Regions from separate parts of the Mus musculus genome. Here region 2 is linked to region 1. A link is a contact called in ENCODE Hi-C or POLR2A ChIA-PET data. All regions are on one chromosome and are shown on one strand. The core of a region is the stretch at or near the end of the contact, and the rest is flanking DNA. Distances in the headings are between cores, read along the strand shown.

Region 1 (4,282 bases), core at 454-2,953:
ATGCATGAATGGAATGTCTTTGGTAGCTCATCTGGTCAACTGGGAGTTTCCACAACTCATTTTATTCTATCATTCTTTGGACCCAGGCCAACTACCTCAGAAGAAACAAAACAAAACAAAACAAAAACAAAAAAGCCAACACCCTTTGCATCTACAGGAAAACCTAGACACCTCTCTCAAGCAATCTCTCCTTTTCTTATGCTAGAAATGTGCAGGCTGAGACCAAGGAGAGAAGGCTGGGGGCATCTGAACCACTTAGCAAGGGAGATGGAAACAGGAGGGGACAGGAGGGGACAGAAGCAGGGAGGAGCAGGGAGGCCCAGTGATGTCCTGGAGACAATGCCACCTGTGGGAGGAGAGGCAGCTGCCTGGGAGAGTTGGGAAGCAGGAACAGGAGGCAGCTGTCAGGACAGACTGCAGGGTGTCCTCACTCATAAGGAATGATTCATTCCACTTCCTACCGAGTTCAAAACTCCTGTTCCCCCTGCCCTTCCTCACTTCTGTATTTTGGCTAAAGAAAAGGATTTGAAATCAGCACACCCAGACTTAGGAAAAGGGACCGCAGCTTTCAGTTGGCAGGTTCTGCGGTGAGGTATGCAAGGGCAGAACCCTATCGAGTTCCCACTGGAGATAAATCTGCCTCTATGGCAGTTTATCGAGGCTTTATGCAGGGCGGCACCTCACAGAGGAGGGACCGTAGCCAAGAAAAGAACCATTCTCAAGACTTGATTTTTTTTTTGTTTTTTGTTTTCCTTTTATTTGTGGTTAAATTTAAAGAAAAGTGCCTTCGTTTTTAACCAGACACCAGAAAAGGATGGAGGCCTGTGTGGTGCTGCTGACTGCCTGGAGACCTTTGTTAAGGGTTTCCCATCCATTTCCTGTACTAATGGATCTGCAGGAGGTGGGACGCCTCTCCACCAAACAGCCTGGCTAGACTTCCTGTCGTACATTCAGACACCTTTGTGACATGAAGAAACAGAGGATTTCCTCAGAGAGCAGAGTCTTGCAAGCTGTCATTCTCTGTCTAAGAGGAACCTCACCAGGAAAACACGTCTGTTGAAAGCCCTACTTTCGGATTCATAGGAAAGATTGGGAGGTGGGGGAGTAACTGGGTCCATGTTAAAGAAACAGTTCCAGGAACCTGCCCAGGACAGGCCGAGCCGGGGGTGGGGGTGGGGGTGGGGGTGGGCGGGGGGAGTGTACTCAGGGGCTGAACCCTGCGGGACCACCCTTGGAGGAAACCTTTCCGGAATGCCCTAAATCTGGTTAGAGCCCGGGAAGGGACCGCGGACAGCTGTCCTTGCTCTCCAACCCACCTGCAGCGTCCCAGCTGGGGCTGGCCTGGCTGTAGTGACTGACTCCTACCTAACAGAGAGGGACAAACTTCCAGAGCCACAGCTAGCTTTTCCTGCCGCGCTCCCCAGCCCTACTCCTGCTGTGACAGCGGCGATGACACATTCCCCCCCACCCCACCCCGGGGTCGAGAGCTGCGAGGATCTCCAGGGTACCGCCCAGCCCGTCCACCTTCGTCCCCTCCGCTGCACAGCGCAGACTCACCGGCATGGTGAGCACACTAGACGGCCGCCCGGGTCGCGTCTGTCCGCTCGCTGCTCGGGACTCAGCCCGGGACTCTACTCAGGACTCTACTTGGGACTCGACTAGGATTGCGGCTGCTACCGCGCCCTGGCCACGCGAGTCACGTGGCCCGGTGAGGTGGCGCGCGGGCGCCTGGGAGTTGTGGTCCTCACTCGCGCGCCACCTCACGGCCCAGGCCACGCCAACCGCGGGGGACCCACGCGCACAACCCCTGAGTTGTGCGACATCTCCGAAATCCCCAGCGGCCCAGGCAACCTGTAATTGACCTTGCCTTGGCAATTAGCATGAAAATGTTTATTACTTTTTGATCAGATATCTCGTTAAGCTTAACACATGTTGAGTGCAAAATTAAAAGGTTCATCCCAGGAACACAAAAACAACAAATTAGGAGTGCATTAAATCAACTACGCCCTAGACGCTCCCTGTCGCCACTTTATCTTCTACAATCTGATGAGCACACAGCAGTGCACAGTTGTAATTTTCTTTCTGTGTACATTCTCACAATGATTACGTTTCTATATTGCACAAGGTTTTCATCTTCCTTGTAGGTAATTTAAAAAATCTTAGTTTATTTGGGCTACATTAACAAACTATAATAGACTGCGGGCTTATAAACCATGGACATTTGTTTCTCACAGTCCCGAAGTCCAAGGTCGGGGCTCAGATTCCATTACACCCCAGGGCTGCTTTCGGCTTACGGACTGCTTTTTTCTCATTCTCCCTCACACGCACTAGGCTGTATTTGTTTTCTTACTAGGTTGATAAACTTTTTCTCTCGTTAGTATTTCCATTGCTTTTTTTTTTTTTTTTTTTTTTTTTTTTTTTTTTTTTGGTGTGTGTGTGTGTGTATTGTCTTTTCATCTCACTGATTTAATTTTATCAGGAATATATATCAAACTTTTAACATTAATTCTTTCCCTAACATCAAGAATCTTTCATATACGTTCTTAAACACACTTGGCAATCCTTTGCCAACCAATCTGCCCATATGTTCCCCTCAAAGAACTCTGACCAAGGGTTAGCTGAGACACTGAGACTGGAGTCGGACATCTCAGCTCAAATCCTGAGTTCTGGAGTATTAGCCATGAGGCCTCAGATAAACAGCTTTATACATCTAAGGCTCAGCTTCCTGATCAGATTTAAAAATAAATATATACTAGAGTCTATGTCACATAGGTGTTGAAAGACTTAGATGAAAACACAGGTTGAATTCTCAGCATTAAACCTGGCAGTGGAGCCTTGTGTGATAAATGGAAGCCATTGTCATGATTAACAGCAAATATTTCCACCCTGTGAGAGAGCCACCTGCAAAAGGTTAAGCTCAGGGTCACACAGAGTTTGGCCAAAGCTAAGGGGAGTTGTACAGCCTCAGAGAAAACATATCTGCAGGACTCACAGGAGGGTAAAAATCTATCTAACCTCAGTGGCTAATGGGCTAGGCCTTTTGAAGCCTCTGGAACCCAAAAGCAATGGAGGGAGTTGGAAATTTGGGGCTACTTTTTATTGCTTTATGCCTCCCACAGTAGCAGCCATGAGTAGGCTCTTGTGCCAATGCATGCCCCTTCCCCCTTATTACCCATGGAAAGATTAGCAACTTAGCCTCATTCATTCGAAGGTTTTCGTTGGCTTTGCCCCAATCTGATGACCTTCACACTTAGTTCTAGCTTCCTTGTGGATATTATGGTTACAGCTTTTAATCCTGTATTCAAGAGCAGCTGGTTACTCATAATCCACCAAAGACTGACTGCCCTTTCCCTGGCTCCCAGGAAAAGGAACTGGACTCAGATACAGAATTCTAGACCTTAACATTACACCAGAGCTATCCACACTGGGGTCTGTGTCAGGATTCTTTCTTTCTGGATTCTTTTTAGACAGCCTGTGGACTCACTTCACTCCCCTATCTCCACAGCATAGATCTGGATCCTGAGACAAAATCTAGGCAGGAAAGGCGGCGGCATCCCGGAGAGAAGCATAGGGCCCTATTAACTGAGCACCGAGGTTACTCAGCTAGTAGTGGGGCAAATCCGACTAGCCATTATGTATTAATCTATCCTGCTCCTTAAAAAGCATTTCAGGCAGCCTAGAGATGGTCCAGGAATTAAAAAAAGGATGAAATCTGTGAGGTAAAGAGTCTCAAAGATCAAAGAAGGGACGCAACGGAGTTACTCAGAACTCCGACCATGGGACACGAGAATTGGCAGCTATGATGGCGCTGGGGTGGGCACAGAGCTAGGATGGGGACCAGACTGGCGTGAGCATTGGGCTAGGGTGGAGGACTATGACAGTGAGGGCTCTCAGCAGCAGCAGGGAGCATACATGGAAAGTCATCTGGGGTCGATCCACCGAGCACCTTCCAAGCAGAGACTTTGCCCTTTCTACAGGCTTGGAGCACTGATTAGCTCCTTCCTAAGCTCCAGGTTCCTCTCTCTACGTGGGCTTTGCCACTGTTGGGACACTGATGTCTTTCCTTGCTCCTGAGCCCTCCTTTGCTCCTGAACATGACTCTGCTCACTTGGGTGGCTAAGCCCTGTGGGGAGCTCCTCGGGATTCCTATTTCATAAGTTCCAGTTCTCGAGGAGCCAGAGACTCCCTGATGTCCCTTTCCCCTGCCACGGAATGTCCCATGTTTTGTCTTCCAGGCATCTGCGCTCCTAGCTTTGAGAGAGTTGGCGGTGGCCATGGCAGT
Region 2 (4,119 bases), core at 326-2,825, 74 kb before region 1:
CCACCCAGATTCCAGTGTATCACTGCTTTACCAGTCAGATTTCACTGTTCTAACCATCTTAATCTGTAAAATAAACACAGGAAGCAGGCCAGCAGCCTTATCCTCAGATAAACAGGAATAATTTACTCACAAAAATTGTAAGTAACATATAATATTTCTAACTACACTATTTCCCCTTCCCCCTCCCCTGGAGTTTTAGACAATAGTACAGTCACCTTCAATGAACAAAAGAGACCAAGCAACCCAGACAGTTCACAGCCAGTACAGCATTTTTATCTTTCTGGAAGCTACCTATAAAAGACAAGAGCCACTGCTTGGCTCTTTGGGTCGCACGGGGGAAAAAAAAAACCGAGAGTAAATTAAGGAACAAGGGAACAAAGCTAAGTTATATTATTCAATCTAATAAAAAATTAATGAGAATCCACTGTGGGCAAGAAGACTTACAAGTTAGTAGTTCAAAAACTGTAATAAAAAGCCCCACAGGGGAAGTGCCAAGAGGTACAAAGTTCTCTGGGAGAGAGCTTCCAATCTCTTTAGTATCATCAGAAGAGACTAAAACATTCCGGAAAGGGACACTTACAGGATCAACCTGACTGGGAAGAAAACCAGAAAGAACTCCAATGAGAACTGTGGAAATGGACACTGGGACACACTATCTGCTTAGCCACAGCGTGGCTAAGCAAGATCGTTCAAAAAAAAAAAAAAAAAAACCCAAAAACAAAAACAAAACAGGCTAACCAAAGAAATATAGAAGAAAGACATGCAACAGAGTGGGCGAAAACTGGAGGCAGAAAAGTCAGCGACAACCAATGTTGACTTAAAACCTTGGCAACAAAACTCAGCTCAGCAAAACTGGATTGAGGACTTTCTACCTTCAAAGTCTCGTCCATCATCCACCCTCCCGAATATCCCAGCTCTTCTGGACCTCTCTTATCTGGACTTTAGAAACAGGGTCCTTTCCCAAGTCCTATGCCACACAGTCTAGTTAAGGGCCAGGCTTCCTCACTCATCAGCTCTCTAAACCCTGATACAAAGGACCAGGTCTGCTCTTCACTCTGTGTGACCTCGGACTAGTCACCCAAGTGGCTAGTTCTTCTGTCTTCTTGCCTGCAGATCAGTTTATTACGAAGAGACCCGGATCAGACTCGATGATTTCAGAGATTTAAAACCTTGAAAAAGCGCATATGGAGACACTGGACACGCGGTCCTTTGCGTAGATGGGGAAACTGAGGCACCGAGCACCCTGCCCTAAGGTCATAACAGCAATGTCGCTGTAAGATCCCTGCCACTGTTCGGCTCAGATCCCATGACTTCTAGTCCGGGGCTCTTTCTCCTTCCGCCCAGCTTAAGGGAGCTGCGGGGGGTCCAGGGTTCGGGAGGGAAAAGGACAGCGAACACGCCGGGTTTGGGAAAAGGAGGGGAGTGACCTTACCTTCACAGGGTAAGCCCCGCCGCCTTAGTCTTCCTCTCAGAACTGGATCCCCTAGTCCGGTACGGACTTCTACCAAGCCCCCGCCACTACTGCCCGGCTCGACGTGTCCCACGACCGCAGTAAAGGCCGCGGATTCCCGCCCTGGACCCGCCCCCTGGGTGATCCCACCAATCACCGCTCAGAACCTAGGAACTCCACCTCCTCGGAGGGCTGGTGAGGCCTTGCGTCACTGGGAGCTCACCTCCTCATTTGCCTTTGCTCCACCTCCTCCACCGCTGGGTCTCCTCTGGGCCTCACTACCCTGAGAGAGTTTGTCCTGCCGGAAAGCAGCTCGCCGCCACGGCGTTTTACGTTACCGGCGGTGACAGGCCCTGGGAACATCCAACTTCCTCCTCCCTTCAGCTGGGCGAAAGCCGACGTGATGTTCGGTGCCGGAGACGAGGATGACACCGACTTCCTCTCGCCAAGCGGCGGGTGAGTGATTGAGGAACGGGACCCGAGCGCTGGGCTGAGAGACTGGCGCGGTGGCTGCAGGGGTCGGGCTCTTCTCAGGCCGCTTCCCAACTTCCGGGTCTAGACAGACCCTCGGCGCGTTCCACCGCTCAGCCTTCGCATTCTGAGTAGCGGTGTCACCTCGGCCCGTCTGGGTTCAGGAACTGGAACCTCCCTTGACACCCTTTTGCTTTGTGAATCACACTTTCTCCAGTGAAATGGAGAGGATTGCTGGGGAGACTGCTTGCCTCGGAGTTTATATAGGAGTCAGCTCCTATAATAAATATACGAGCTGTAAACTCAAGAGACTTTCTCTTCCCCGAGAACAGGATGGTGACACTTTGAACCAGGACCTGGTGGGCCATCTCTGGCATCCTTCAAAGCCTACTTCAGAGGTTACCTTTTTGGTGATTCTTTGCTTTCACAGTCCCGGGAGGAATAGTCTGCTTCATCTTCCATATTTCCACAAGCCTTAGCACATGGAACCTACTGAAATCTAAGCCCTGACTGAACTGCTTATGGTTGCTCATTTCTGTCTAGGTCTCAGAACAGTAACTCCTGGTGCACATTGATTGCTCACGAAGTGCCTGCGAAATTATGCTTTTTAAGCCCTAAGGTGTAACGCCAATGGGAAAGACTATTCGTTTTCTTCTGCTTTCAAACATCATATATGCCATCTTGGGAGAGAAGTCTTTAACGGCAGGCTAGATCCACCCCACCCCCCCCCTTTAATAATTAGCTCAGTGTTTTCCCTTGCGTTGTCCTAGTGGACCTCATGTCTCCCTTCAGACTTGTTAACTGCAAAGCTCACATCTTTGCACAGCCCTTCTTTGAACGCCTGCTTTACAAGTTTTGTGCATAGTGATGAACCTACTTAAGAATGACTGACACATCATCCTACCAATAATGATTAGTCTCCTAGAATACTGGGCAGTCAATACAGGAGTGACCATAAGATGACTGGCTTTCTTTTGATTGTGTGTGTGTGTGTGAGAGAGAGATGTATGCATGTATGCATGTTGTGAACATCTTTGTTGAGGACAGAGGTTCAGTATCAGGGGTCCTTCTCTGTACACTTCCACTTTAGTTTTTGAGACAAGTTTTCTCACTGAACCTGAGTTTTCCATTTTGACTAGACTGGTTGTCCAGCAAGCTCCCAGTATCCATCCATCACCACACTTGTCTTTTTTTTTTTTTTTTTTTTTTTTTTTTTTTTTTGTGGTTGCTGGGGATCTGAACTCAATACAATAAGCACTTTACCCAGCCCCTCTTATTTGGTCTTCAGTACTTAAGATCTTTTGACACCCAGTGAGTGGCTCTGCATTTCTCTCTGACCAGCACATTCTCCCGGGACCCCTGGGAATGCCTGCACCCACTTAGCCCCACTTTGAATTCATTTAGTTGCTCCATTACTTTTGAGTTGACTGGGCATTGTATCCTTTCTTTCCTATGTTATCCAAAACATTTACAGCCTCTGCTGCTGTTGGCTGGACATTCAGCTACAGCCTGTTTTATGTATGCCTGTGTATGGGGCCTTTTGAATATCTTCAAGGTTTGTTTATTTATTTGTGACATGGTTTCACTATGAAACCCTGGCTGGAATTCTTTATATAGACCAAGCTGACCTTGAACTCACAGGATTCTGCCTGTCTTCCCCCTGGATGATGGGATTAAAAAAGCATGTGCCATCACACCCAGTCTCAAGGTATATTTTAATTTCATAATCTTTAGTATGTGAGAATATTTGAAGACAGTTTATGAAGGTATTTTAAGGCTTCCAACTTTCATGCATCAAAGAATCTGCTGCTGACGAGGCAGACAGTGACAGTCATGTGCTCTTCTGATTCCTTACCCAAGGAATCAATCTCCTTTCCCAGGAAGGCTTAACTAAGAATTGAAGATACTTTACACATATGATTGTGGGTCCTAGGCATAGAAAACAGACAATTTGATGATAAAAGACTCAACAGAGAAAGCTACACACAGATACATTTTTGTCCCCTGTAGTAGCTAGGAAAAAATAAATTTTGTTCCCGGTAGTAGCTAGGAAAACAGAATCAAACTTAAGAGTAAGACTAGGAAAAATGAGTTGGAGAGGTAGCTTGGTGGTTGAGAGCACTGGAGGAATTGGATTTGATTCCCAGCACCCACATGGTGGCTCACAACAGTCTGTAACTCCAGTCCCTGGAAATCCG

Evidence for each region. Hi-C counts contacts between places; a loop is a spot of excess contacts on that map. ChIA-PET counts read pairs that join two places held with the same protein, here RNA polymerase II (POLR2A).
Region 2: POLR2A ChIA-PET joins it to region 1 with 15 read pairs in embryonic stem cell. The contact joins the promoter of Slc31a1 here to the promoter of Slc31a2 in region 1. A Hi-C loop is called at or near these places in 1 of 37 maps with a recorded cell type or tissue (Patski). POLR2A ChIA-PET finds 5 or more read pairs at or near these places in 4 of 5 experiments (Patski and embryonic stem cell).

The regions. Positions count from the first base shown.
Region 1 is chr4:62,283,850-62,288,131 of GRCm38, reverse strand. Slc31a2 (solute carrier family 31, member 2) reads right to left here and starts at 1,703. Exons shown (of 4, transcript NM_025286.3): 1 at 1,558-1,703. The coding sequence starts at 1,563.
Region 2 is chr4:62,358,157-62,362,275 of GRCm38, reverse strand. It overlaps Slc31a1 (solute carrier family 31, member 1), which reads right to left and starts at 1,575. Exons shown (of 5, transcript NM_175090.4): 1 at 1,433-1,575. It overlaps Fkbp15 (FK506 binding protein 15), which reads left to right and starts at 1,680. Exons shown (of 28, transcript NM_001045528.2): 1 at 1,680-1,906. The coding sequence starts at 1,854.